Regions from separate parts of the Homo sapiens genome. Here all the other regions are linked to region 3. A link is a contact called in ENCODE Hi-C or POLR2A ChIA-PET data. All regions are on one chromosome and are shown on one strand. Each heading gives the region's core, a stretch centred on a gene start or an enhancer-like site at or near the end of the contact. The rest is flanking DNA. Distances are from core to core; before and after follow the strand shown.

Region 1 (4,164 bases), core at 128-2,627, 760 kb after region 3:
GCAGCCTGAACCTGGGGAGCTGCAGATAGATGATCTCAAAGCTTTCTTCTAGTCCCAAAGTCTATGATTTTTTATATTCAGTAGAACAGCTGTGGTGGAGAGTTCAGGGGGAATGACCCACAATATTTTTAGGAGAAAGGCATAAAAGGCTTTGTGAGCGGTTTCACAAGGATAGGTTCTTACTCCTCTAAATGGGGAGAAATCTCCCTTGCGGAGAAATCACCAGCAATTAGAATACTACCTTTGTCTCTGGGAGTATTCAGGTATTCACAGACAAATTCGTACTCATGATGTGAGCAGAATTGGAAAAAAAAAAAAAAAAAAAAAAAAAAAACAAGCGACACATGGAGTGATAAACACTATAAATGCCAAATACATATATTCAGTCCTTACTGAGAGCGGGTGCTGTCTGGTTTTCACAGGAAAGACAGGCAGTGTTAAAAGGCTCAGACTCTGGTGTCAGGCAGATCTGGGTCTAATTCCCAATTTGCCAACTTATCAGGACCCCGGGGGCAAGTTGCTTTTAGCCTTTCTGCTTCAGCTTTCCTTTTCTGCAAAACACAGACAGCAATAGTACCTAGCTAAGAGACTGTACCCAATCCAGTGCGAATAAAAGTGAATTATTGTTAGTATCTGACAAATGGCACCCTATGGGTGACAAGTTTCCTTTGTCAGAAGGTGACACGTCTTCCCTTTCTGACTTGAGGTTTCACGGGTGGGGCCTGGTCTCTGCCTTAAGAAGATAGGCTTAGTGCCACCCTTGTCACCTTGGGAACTTCCTTAATAAAGAGGAGGGTCTCTCCTCCATCAGACCCGGGACTCCACAAGGCTGGAACTGCGTCTCTTCCTCAGAGGTGGGAGCAGCAGTGACTCCGCTAGGGTCAGATGGACCTAGTCGCTCCCATCACCCCGAGGGCACCCAGAGTGTGTGTGGCTGACTCCTCTCCAGGCTACTCAGCGTAGGCCCGATTCTCTTTCATTCTCTTCCTTAAGGCCCAGGAGACGTCAGTGAGGACTGTGCCACTTCAGCAGCCCCCCAGAGCAGGAAGGAGTGGGCTGAGGAGCCCCCCGGGGCCCTAGCCTGAGAGGTCCCAGAATTCGGGGGCTGAGAGGAAGTCTTAGGAGCTCTTAAGGGGCTGTGAGGGGACCTGGGGTTCAGTGGGCGAGCGTGTGGGCGGGTGTCCCAGAAGCGGTGTGAGGAGCGTTTTACCCGGTGGTGGGGTGGGAGGTGCGTCCGGGTAACTAATGGCAACCGGGCGGGGTGAGCCCGCTCTGCAGGAACTCCTCGACGGCGAAAAACTACGACTCCCAGGGTGCCCCAGGGCTTAGCCCAGCTTTCCCGCCCGCCCACTGGCTGCCGGTCCCGCAAGCGGCGAAGCCCATTGGCCACGGCGGTGCGGGGCTCCCCCACTAGCAGGTTAGTGGGCGCCGCCGGCAGCAGACGTTGACCGGGCGCGGGGGGGTAAGTGGGGGGGCCCGGCTAGCCATTCTGGAAGCGGCCGGGCGCAGTCTTCGTAGCGTACCCGCCGGCTGCGAGGCGCAGGGCGGAGGCGGAGACTGCGTGGCGCAGGCGCGTTGCTGGGCTTCTCCTGGGTCCCCAGACAGCTGGAGGAGATAAACAGAGGAGGAGGAGGGAGGGGAGTGCGTGTGTGAGAGCGCGCGAGGGAGTGTGAGTGTGTGTGAGCGCGGGTGTGAGGCGGTGCGCAGGGGCGGGCGGAGGCGCTGTCCGGCCCCGGCCAGGCGCCGGGCGGGGAGCATGGGAAGGGGCTAGAACTGCTCGAGCCCCCCAGCCCCCTCCCCGGGATCCGCGCCCCCCTTCCCGGGAGAGGGGCCGCCCCCCCCGGACGGACATGGGCTCCTGAAGTTGCGCCGCTGCCGGTCGGGGGAAGAGACCTGACAGGTACGGGTCACCGCCGCCCCCTGCCCTCCGCGGGCGCCGAGGCGGGGACCGGCTCCCGCAGCCCCGGTGAACGGGCCGCCCGCTCTGGGCCGGCTCCAGCCCTGCCGGCCTGGGGGCCTGAGCCTACCCGCCTCGGGGCCCCGGGTGTCCCGAGAGGGGCCAGGCCTCGCCGGGGCGGAGGGCAGAGTGGTCCGGGGGCGGGGTGGGGGCGGAGGGTTTGGTCGGGACGCGGGGGGAGGCTGTGGGAGTCCGGGGAGGCTCTGCGGAGGGAGAGGTGGAAGTCATTCCATCATGGGACTTTTTTGCGGAGTTTTTGTTTGACATCTGATCTGGCGCCGGAGTCAGGAAGAAGGGGCAGGTGTAAGTGCTGGGAGGGCAACGCCGACCTGACCTGCCCTCTTAGCTTCTCGCTCTCTCTCTTTCTGTTTTTCTCTCTCTCTTTCTGTGTGTGTGTGTGTGTGTGTGTGTGTGTGTGTGTGTGTGTGTCCACAGCAGATGCCTTCAGTGGCCCATCCTGGCACCAAACAACTCTGCCAAGGTGTTTCCACCAGGCGACTGTAGCACCCCGTATACAAAGGGCCTCTGCTTGGGAACGGGCTATTCAGTACCCACTTCAAAGGGTAAATAGGAAGTGAGGAGATAGAAGAGAGACTGCGAACCAGCAGGATCCACTTCTTGGACTGAAAGCCGCAGTGGGACGCCCCTTTGCCAGATTGGTTGACTTTGCTTGGTGGCTTGGGCTCTCTCTCCTCTGCGGGTGTACTCCCAGGGTTTCTAGAGGAGAGGTACAGGGGCCTGTAACTAATGTCTTAATAGCCGAATTTGACTGTTTTCCCCAGAGTTCTTTTCTTCTGTGACTTTCTTTAACCTCCTGAAGTACTGGTAGAGCAACGTTATAGTTTTTCTCTCAAGTTGGTGATTTTAGGAGCCTGGTAGGGTGGCTGAAGCTTCCCCATTCATTCCAAGGATGGGGTAGATGATCTGGGTAAAGTGGCAGTGAAGTCTTCCCTTTCTAACAAAGCCTGAAACCGTTTTGAGAAGAAACTATTTTGAGGGCAGCTTCTGACTCAAAGACGTTACGAAATCCCCACCTAGGACACCGGTATGCCCAGTGGTCCCTACTAAGCTTTTCTGTGTCTTTTAGAGTCGTTGAGTGGCCAGCTTCTGCTCACTGTACTGAAGGAACTACTTAATGCTATTTCTGTCTTGAGTTCTGGCTTATTCTTCCTTGTGATTCTTATATCTTTAGCGGGATTGAATTGAATTTTTGCTGTTGAGTGTAATAGCCAGATCCTCTGTAACAGACCAGGGAGTAACTAGTTGGGCTCCTTTGGGCCAAGTCTGAGACTTACTGAGGTTTCTTCATTGTAGGTTGTTGTATTTCGTTGGCAGGTGGGAAATGACCTTTTCCGTCATAGTTTGTGATCATGCTGCTTTAAGGCTGGAGTCCTGCTCTCCTTTCCTTTTTTGACCTATATGGGAGCACTTCTGTTCGAGTCTTATCTCAATTTGAAGGAACAGTGCTTTTGGATCAACTCTGCCGAATAATTGAGCAGTAGCCCATATTTCTGCCTGGGACACCTTCATTGAGGGTCACGAGGGAAAGAGAGAACACGTGTAAATATTATGATGATGATGTTAACAACTATTTACCAGTTTCATACAATTGACAGTTTTTTTTAGCCGGGAGGAGTTCAGTATTGACTCATTGGGCATCTTATGTAGGGTGTTTTTGCACACCTAGACTTTAGGATCTGGAAAGACAACTGAAAATCTTGAAGCCCACTGCCAAACATTTGTGGATCTTGGGCCAACTGCTAAGGAAGATCTAGACTATGACTTGGTCTTTAATTATTTTTATTTTTTTCTCCTTTATGTATGTATGTATTTATTTATTTATTTTTTGAGATGGAGTCTTGCTCTGTTGCCCAGGCTGAAGTGCAGTGGCGCGATCTCAGCTCACTGCAACCTCAGCCTCCTGGGTTCAAGCAATTCTCTGCTTCAGCCTCCCAAGTAGCTGGGATTGCAGGTGCCTGCCACCATGCCCAGCTAATTTTTGTATTTTTAGTAGAGATGGGGTTTCACCATCTTGGCCAGGCTGGTCTTGAACTCCTGACCTCGTGATCCACCGACCTCGGCCTCCCAGAGTGCTGGGATTACAGGTGTGAGCCACCGCACCTGGCCTCTCCTTTTATTTTTATTTTTTTGAGATGGGGTCTCACTCTGTTGCCTGGGCTGGTCTCAAACTCCTGAGCTCAAGGGAT
Region 2 (4,116 bases), core at 769-3,268, 520 kb after region 3:
CCAACTGTCTCGCCCACGAGTCCCCATCACTCAGTCTCACTCACTCTAAGACACCTGAAAGCAGTTAGAGAACATGTGTTCATGGGGGGAGGATGAGGCTCTATCATCATCCTGCACATCATGCAAGCACGCCATCTGCCTCCTCTTCAGGCTTCAGCAGTCACACTGGCCATACCTTCCGCAGGTCCTCCTGAGCCCAGGGTCTGCTGCAGTCCTTCCCAATCGGGTTCAGAGCTGGTTTCTGGACCCCTGGCCCTTGCCCCCACCCACCACAGAGACCTCCCATCTCTGATGCCACCTTCAAGTAGATGGAAACTGAGGCAGGCCCATGGTGTCTGAGCCAGTGTTTGGTATGGCAGGGTCATTTCTGTTGGGGGAAAAGTGGGCAGGGTTCCATTCTATCATTTTGTCAGGGCCAGATGAGAAGTGTCAGATAAAGTCCCACATAAAGAACGTCCCTCCACCAAGAGGACTAGACCCAGGTATCTGAGCCCCCAGAGGGCATGAATGGCTGAGCTCGTGCATTTCTGTCCAGATTCAAAAATCTGGATTCAGCCACCAGTCGTCAATAAGACATTGGGCAAAGCACTACTGCCCTTCAGGGTCTCAGTTTCCCCTTCTTTATTTTTTATTTTTATTTATTTTTTGAGACTGAGTCTTGCTCTGTCGCCCAGGCTGGAGTACAGTGGCACAATCTCTGCTCACTGCAACCTCTGCCTCCCGAATTCAAGCGATTCTCCTCCCTCAGCCTGCTGAGTAGCTGGAACTACAGAGGTGCGCCACCACACCTGGCTAATTTTTTTGTATTTTCAGTAGAGACAGGGGTTTCACCATGTTGGCCAGGCTGGTCTAGAACTCCTGACCTTAGGTGATCCACCCACCTCGGGCTCGCAAAGTGGTGGCGGAGCCACCGCGCCCCGCCAGTCAGTTCCCCGCCCCCGCACACCCCCCTTCCCCCTTCCCGCCCCCGGCTTTTTTTTTTTTTTTTTTTTGAGACGGAGTCTTGCTCTGTCGCCCAGGCTGGAGTTCAATGGCGCGATCTTGGCTCACTGTAGCCTCCGCCTCCCAGGTTCAAGCGATTCTCCTGCCTCAGCCTACCGAGTAGTTGGGATTACAGGCGCCTACCACGACGACCGGCTAATTTTTTTCTATTTTTAGTAAAGATGGGGTTTCGCCATGTTGCTCAGGCTGGTCTTGAACTCCTGGCCTCAGGTGATCCGACCGCCTTGACCTCCCAAAGTGCTGGGATTACAGGCGTGAGCCACCGCGCCCGGCCAGTTTCCCCCTCTTTAAAATGTGTAGGAACACCGGCTGGGAGGAGTAAACACGAGCCGGGGCAGGGAAAGAACTTTGCACACCGTGGGGTCCGGGGCTCCTCTGTGATGCCACCAAGGTTTGCAGGCTCAGCGGCAGCGCTGAGGTATTTGTTCTGCGAATAAAGCGCTCTACCTATCGTGGAATCAGTCCAGCTAGATCCCCGTCCCACCAGGACGGCAGTCGCCCCTCTGCGTTAACCCTTCCACTGCCCTAGTGAGGTGGGAAAGGGGGTCCTTGAGAGCCCTATGGCCCAGGAGAGACCGGGCAGAACTGATTCGGCCAAGGGCAGCATGAGGTGTGGGAGGAGCACGGCACAAGGAGTCAAGCCTCCTGCGTTCTAGCCCAGGCTCTCTTCGCACAGAGGCCTTAGGCAAGACCCTCCCCCGGATGGAGACCGGATTCCGTGAATTTCTAAACACCAGCTACCAGAGCTTATGACTCTGAGGGGCCAAACCAGGGAAGATGAGGCTCCCTTTGCACCCAAAATTTGGGGAGAGGCGAAAGGGGACCGGATGCCCTAGCGGAGCAGAATCCGGCGAAGGGCAGGACCTGAAGGGTTTGGGGAATGCCCTGAATGTGCAGAGCGCGGGGGGGGGGGGGGGGGGCGGGGCGGATTCAGGGCGTGCCTGTCTCTGATTGGCTGTGCCGCCCGTCGCTCCGCCCCGTGTTCTATAAGATGCGCGGACGGCGGGCGCGCCTCTGGGGTGGGGGCTGTGGCCGTGTCTAGCTGTTCGGGTGTGCTGTGGTCATCCTCCCTGCGCACCTACAGCCGCAGACCGCCGGTGGGGGGCGGGGGATGCCGGGCTGCCGCATCAGCGCCTGCGGCCCGGGGGCCCAGGAGGGGACGGCAGAGCAGAGGTCGCCGCCGCCGCCCTGGGATCCCATGCCGTCCTCTCAGCCCCCGCCCCCAACTCCGACCTTGACTCCTACCCCGACCCCGGGTCAGTCCCCGCCGCTGCCGGACGCAGCTGGGGCTTCAGCAGGCGCGGCCGAGGACCAGGAGCTGCAGCGCTGGCGCCAGGGCGCTAGCGGGATCGCGGGGCTCGCCGGCCCCGGAGGGGGCTCTGGCGCGGCTGCGGGGGCGGGGGGCCGCGCGCTGGAGCTGGCCGAAGCACGGCGGCGGCTGCTGGAGGTGGAGGGCCGCCGGCGCCTGGTGTCGGAGCTGGAGAGCCGCGTGCTGCAGCTGCACCGCGTTTTCTTGGCGGCCGAGCTGCGCCTGGCGCACCGCGCGGAGAGCCTGAGCCGCCTGAGCGGCGGCGTGGCGCAGGCCGAGCTCTACCTGGCGGCTCACGGGTCGCGCCTCAAGAAGGGCCCGCGCCGCGGCCGCCGCGGCCGACCCCCCGCGCTGCTGGCCTCGGCGCTGGGCCTGGGCGGCTGCGTGCCCTGGGGTGCCGGGCGACTGCGGCGCGGCCACGGCCCCGAGCCCGACTCGCCCTTCCGCCGCAGCCCGCCCCGCGGCCCCGCCTCCCCGCAGCGCTGACCTCCACGCCCGGACCCCTGGCCACCCCGACAAGCTTCGCCGAGGTGCCGACCGACCGACTGATCGCGGACGCCGGCTGGAAGGACTACGGATCCGCAGGAAGAGGCAGTTGGGGGCCAGGGGCCCAGTAGAGGAGGCTGAGGTGCGGTCTTAGCGGCTGGTGCGTTCGAGGGTCGGTCATGGCGTGTGGGGGGCTGGTCCAGGGCCCGGGAACTCCCTTCCCTGGAGCTTCTGGCGTCTGCTGGGTCCCTAGTAAAGCTGCCACTTTCTGTTGCCGCCTCTCCCGACCATCTGGAGAGTGAGAGGTGGTAGCATCAAGTCTCCATTATAAGAGTTGGACTCTTGAGGGGGCTCAGATCCCAGGAACGGGTTGGCGGCAAACTTTTACCACTTGGAACCTGCCGCACGGATGCAGCACCCCCCATCCTCACCCCCACTTGCGTGGCCTTTCCCGGGCCCCTCGGAGCTGTGAGCAGTCTTGCCCTTGAGGATGCTGCTTCCTGGCGCCGCCCAGCTCCGTGCCTTCGGGAGGACAGAATAATGAGGCCCCAGGATGGGGTGGAGGCTGGCACAGGGCTGTACCACTGAATTCCCCCTCTAGGCCTGTTTCACCTTTGGGGAGACGGAATCCCAGAGAGGTTTAGGATTTGTTCTCTTCATACTTAGGCCCTTCTTCTTCTAGGAGACAGCTTTTCTTATGCCGTCATGCAGGTTCGCAAAAATTACAGCCTGACTCACATAACCAGGACAGGATGTCTGGCACCTGCTCACCCAGGGATCCTTACATAGCAGAACCTAGAGGCTTAACTCCCAACCTGTTACTAAGATGGCTCGGCCAGGTTGGAACCAGGTGATACCCTTTAACAGGCCCCAAGGGGGCAGGTGTGGTATCAGCTTCCAGAAAGGGGGGCCTTAAAGAGCCAGATCTGAGGTGAGATCTGCTTCTCTTCCTGTCCAGATGCCCTTCAGTCTCCCATTCCTCTGTCCCCACTGTGAATGACCTGGCTACCACATTGCTGCTCACCAGCTGAGTTAATTTCACTCTCACTTATCAGTCTGCGAAGTGGATCTCTTAACCTCCCAGAGGGGCTGTGGTGACGTTAACCCAGGGCAGAGGTCCTTCTTCTTCCTCACTAAATCATGGAAAGATAATTTTTTTGTTGTTGTTGTTTGTTTTGAGACAGTGTTTCGCTCTTGTTGCCCAGGCTGAAGTGCAATGGTGCGATCTTGGCTCACTGCAACCTCCACCTCCCGGATTCAAGCGATTCTCCTGCCTCAGCCTCCCAAGTAGCTGGGATTACAGGCATGTGCCACTATGC
Region 3 (3,936 bases), core at 328-2,827:
GCTGGAGGCAGCAAACGGAATCTGCCCTATGAGCGTGGCTGTTGAGTCCTGTCTCCTGGGTCTGACTTTCCGTAATATGATTGGGGTACAGTAGAGGTGATTAATGGGGCTGGCATCTCTCTTTGGCCTGAGGTTCTGTATTCTGGGAAAGGTACACAGGGTGGAGTAGGGAGAAGCTGCCCCAGGAGGCGATGTAGTGGTGGAAAGAAGAGGCAGAGAGGTCGTCGTCGTCGCCCAGCAGCAAGGGCTGCAAAATAGTAGAACTCGTGGTTGCTTTGGACAGGTGTGATTTGTGCAAGCCAGGTTCAACCCTTGCCTCAAGAAATCAGATGGGACCAATTTAGTGTCCTTCCACCTGTGAGCCAAGCCCCCATTTGAGGACATCTATCGTATTCTTGTGTGCTGGGTCTCAAATAGAATTTTTAAAGATTCTTAGATGTAAAACTTGTTTGCTAACTGCAACGGAAGAACACCTTCTTTTGCTGCTGCAATTGCCTACCCTCCCTCAGGTGCACTTGGCTAGCTCCAAGACCCTGGCTTTGGACTAGGGGGCACCGGAAGAGCCCTTTTGCCATCACACCACCTGTTCCTCTACTTGTTTCCTAATCCCCGGGCGCTTTCCTCCACCCTCCTTTCCTCGCGCAAGTGAAAGGCAGCCAGCTTGACAGTGTGGAAGGAGGGATTTCGCCAGCTGCGGCTGCAGTGCCCAGGCTTGGTGGCCGCGTCGGGTTGGGCAGCTGGGCAAAATGTCTCCGAGAGGGGTAGAGTGTAGGGGGAAGTGAGTGCTGGTAGACCTCGACGGCCGCTCTCCACCATACTGTGGCGGGGTCTGGAGGTTTGGGAATACAGGGACCTTAAGGGAGCCACCCGAGAGGAGTTGGGGGTGGGGGCTTCGATAGCATTTGGGGAGGCGGCTGCGCAACGGGTGCTGAAAGGACAGCTCCTACCTGACCCACGGCACCCAAAAGGCACCTCTGCATGGAAAGTCTCCCCCTGAAACCCCTAGCCCACCTCGAGTGGGACCGTCTTTCAGGTGAGGTGCACGAAAGGCTTCTCCGAAGTGGCAGCTCGGAAGGATGCACGTCCGGCTGCGCCAAGCTGGTTTCCCCGCCTTTTTCCCACTTTGGCGTCAGCCTGGGCTCTGGGAACTGCAGCCTGTGCCTCCAGCCGCGCGCTTCCTCCTGCTTCCAGAGGAGCAGGGCAGTGCAGCCAGGCCTCGCAAACCCCTCTTCTGGGGCCCCCAGCGGGAGCAGGAAGGAAAGCCGCTGAGATGCGCCGTGAGTGTCGCACGGCTTGGAGAAGTGGGTTGCTGGGTTGCATAAGGTGGAAGGAACTTGCTAGTTTGCAAAAGACAGCTCTTGGCGGGAGCCGGAACCCGGAGCCCGCCGACTCGCGCACCCCTCCTCATTTACTGCCTTCGACGCGCGCCACCCCGACTGCGCCCCCACCCCCTCGGCGCGCCGCCGTCTCCGCGCACTACCCCCCCCACACACCCCCCTCCTCACTCCCTCCAGAGGAGGTGAGTTTAAACCCCGCCCACGTGACCCCAGCTGGGCCAATGAACGGCGGCGGGAGGTGAAATCCGGTTCTAACCGGTCCGGGGCTCCCAGCGCTATAAAAACTTTATAAACCCCCCGGAGCCCGAGCAGTGTGAAGAAGAGGCGAGAACGACCCCCGGACCGACCAAAGCCCGCGCGCCGCTGCATCCCGCGTCCAGCACCTACGTCCCGCTGCCGTCGCCGCCGCCACCATGCCCAAGAGAAAGGTACGTGGCGCGAGGGCCCCAGGCGCCGGGCCACCACTGCCGCCACCGCCGCCGCCGCCTCCCTGGTGCAGGGAGCGAGAATCGGCGCCGAGCAGGAGCCAGCGCAGCCTCCCCGCGCGGGGGCTGGAGACGGTGTCGGGCAGCTCGGGGCTAACCCTGAGCGGCTCGGCTGCCCGCGGGCGCCAGAGGCCATATTGGAGGAGCGGCGGCCGCGGCGGGAGGAGCCATGTTGGCGGCTGTTTATCCCGCTCTCCTCGGGCTCGCCGCCCCCGCCCCGTGCCCCCTCCCCCATCGCGAGGGCCCCTTCCCTCCCCTCCCTGCGGGCGGGCAATTCAAACCCGAAAGGGCGGGAAGGCGGCGCTCGGGGTTGGCGGGCGGGGGAAAGCGCTGCCGCCAAAAAACCGCCGCCGTGAGGGGCGGGGCTTGTGCGGTATGGCCCCGCCCCCTCGCCCACGTTCCCCGCGCACGAGACGCGCGCTGTCGCCGCCCACGAGTTCCCCGGGCTGCGCGCGCCTCCCTCTCCCGCCCTCGACGGCTGCCATAGCAACGGCGCTGGGCTCCGCCTCCGGAGGGGGTTTGTTTGCGCCATCTGCAGCTGTTGCTCCTGCCTGTCGCGGTGGTGCGGGCTCCGCTGCCCTCCCCGGCTGCGCTCCGGTCCAGCCCTCGCTTCTCGGGGTCGGCGAGCCGGAGCTCCTGCGCGCGCTTCGTTCTTATACGAACGTCGGGCTCACTCATTTATGTCCTAGAAAAGTTGTGTGGACGACTGCTTTAATTTTCATTTTTAGCACTCTAAAGTTTGGGAAGTAATTAAGAACCACCTCAAAATCTGCAGTTTTTTGTTCTTGTTTCTTATAGGCTGAAGGGGATGCTAAGGGAGATAAAGCAAAGGTGAAGGACGAAGTAAGTCATTCTCTCTTCAAGGGTCAAAGCCTTGGACTAGCAGAGGCCACTGGACTCGGTGATTAACCGTAACCTGTGTCCTGAATTTACACTCCTATAATCTAGAGCAAATTGATACCAAACTTTCAAAGCGACTTACCTGTCCTATTTCTAACTTTCTCGTTGTCTTTAATAGCCACAGAGAAGATCCGCGAGGTTGTCTGCTGTAAGTGTATGCTTTTGAATTTTCGTGCTTGTCCCTGAAACTAAAAAACATCAAAAAACAATTCCCTTTGCTTCCATGAATTATGGTTAGTGCCTGGTTTTGAATCATTGCCTCTACTTGGGACTCTTGCCCCTTTGGGTTTTGCTGGTTCTGAAATTCTGATGCCTGTAGCCAAAGTGGGACATTTGAGTGGGCTTCTGGAAATCCAACATTCTAGAAGAAAGCCAACCACAAAAACTTTTGAGGAGGAGGAGAAACTTCTCTACCCTTGGTACTTTTGGTTGGTTGTGGGTGGTTTTCTTCAGTCCATTGTACTGATGTTCACTTTTTCCTCTCTTCCTGCCAAAAAAAGAAACCTGCTCCTCCAAAGCCAGAGCCCAAGCCTAAAAAGGCCCCTGCAAAGGTAAGTGCTAACATTGGAACTGATCATTTTCACAGAATGAGGACTGTCCTTAGTGCCTTAACTTAATTAGCATAATGGTGCCTCCATTAATGGAGGTTATAAACTGTGTGGATAGCTTACCTCGTCCGTGTCATTCATAACGTTGGTTTCCTGATCAAGAATTCTGTTGTTAGTTTATAGGAAAATCTGCATTTAAATATTAAATACCCCAGGGTTTAAACTAATTTATTCTTCTGTTACTTAGGAAATTCTAAGTACTAAAGATTATAGCAAATTACAGATAATTTAGCCTAGTTTTGATCAGTTGTTCTTGTCAAATGGGTGAGGGTTTGTGTTTTATCTTGAGTAAACAATCCTACCTTGTGCAGAACTTTGCAGACCATACCTTGGTAATACGAAATGGGGAGAAACAGTTCTATTTTTTCCCCTTTTTCAGAAGGGAGAGAAGGTACCCAAAGGGAAAAAGGGAAAAGCTGATGCTGGCAAGGAGGGGAATAACCCTGCAGAAAATGGAGATGCCAAAACAGACCAGGTATAACTGCTGTTTCACCCTTTGTTAGATTTGTTCATTCAGTTAGTTGCTGATATCAAAAATTTAATTGCCCTTTTCTTGTATCACTCCAAATGTACCATTTGGTCCAGTGTGCTTGTGGCTTTCCTGTT

The links. A loop is a pair of places that touch in the nucleus more often than their neighbours do. ChIA-PET counts read pairs that join two places held with the same protein, here RNA polymerase II (POLR2A). Pooled maps may share reads with other maps.
Region 1: a map of CD8-positive, alpha-beta T cell shows a loop between it and region 3 (4-fold over the local background). The contact joins the promoter of WDTC1-DT here to the promoter of HMGN2 in region 3. A Hi-C loop is called at or near these places in 1 of 168 maps with a recorded cell type or tissue (CD8-positive, alpha-beta T cell), 1 of 37 single-sample maps with no recorded cell type and 8 of 50 pooled maps. POLR2A ChIA-PET finds 5 or more read pairs at or near these places in 1 of 52 experiments (activated naive CD4-positive, alpha-beta T cell).
Region 2: a loop to region 3 is called in a pooled map, with 9 times the contacts of the local background. The contact joins the promoter of TRNP1 here to the promoter of HMGN2 in region 3. A Hi-C loop is called at or near these places in 6 of 50 pooled maps. POLR2A ChIA-PET finds 5 or more read pairs at or near these places in 2 of 52 experiments (WTC11 and naive thymus-derived CD8-positive, alpha-beta T cell).

What each region holds. Positions count from the first base shown.
Region 1 is chr1:27,233,052-27,237,215 of GRCh38, forward strand. WDTC1-DT (WDTC1 divergent transcript) reads right to left here and starts at 1,378. Exons shown (of 3, transcript XR_947117.2): 1 at 1,211-1,378; 2 at 394-551. WDTC1 (WD and tetratricopeptide repeats 1) reads left to right here and starts at 1,581. Exons shown (of 16, transcript NM_001276252.2): 1 at 1,581-1,900. RefSeq lists silencers at 1,401-1,460, 1,661-1,810, 2,001-2,050, 2,211-2,260.
Region 2 is chr1:26,991,674-26,995,789 of GRCh38, forward strand. TRNP1 (TMF1 regulated nuclear protein 1) reads left to right here and starts at 2,019. Exons shown (of 2, transcript NM_001013642.3): 1 at 2,019-2,939. The coding sequence starts at 2,114. The coding sequence ends at 2,797. RefSeq lists enhancers at 877-1,378, 1,379-1,878, 1,632-1,791, 2,016-2,516 and silencers at 1,932-2,261, 2,292-2,351.
Region 3 is chr1:26,470,863-26,474,798 of GRCh38, forward strand. HMGN2 (high mobility group nucleosomal binding domain 2) reads left to right here and starts at 1,578. Exons shown (of 6, transcript NM_005517.4): 1 at 1,578-1,765; 2 at 2,621-2,665; 3 at 2,841-2,870; 4 at 3,223-3,273; 5 at 3,710-3,805. The coding sequence starts at 1,751. It overlaps DHDDS (dehydrodolichyl diphosphate synthase subunit), which reads left to right. Exons shown (of 9, transcript NM_205861.3): 9 at 1-444. RefSeq lists enhancers at 185-893, 894-1,603 and silencers at 973-1,388, 1,273-1,542, 1,803-2,092, 2,133-2,302.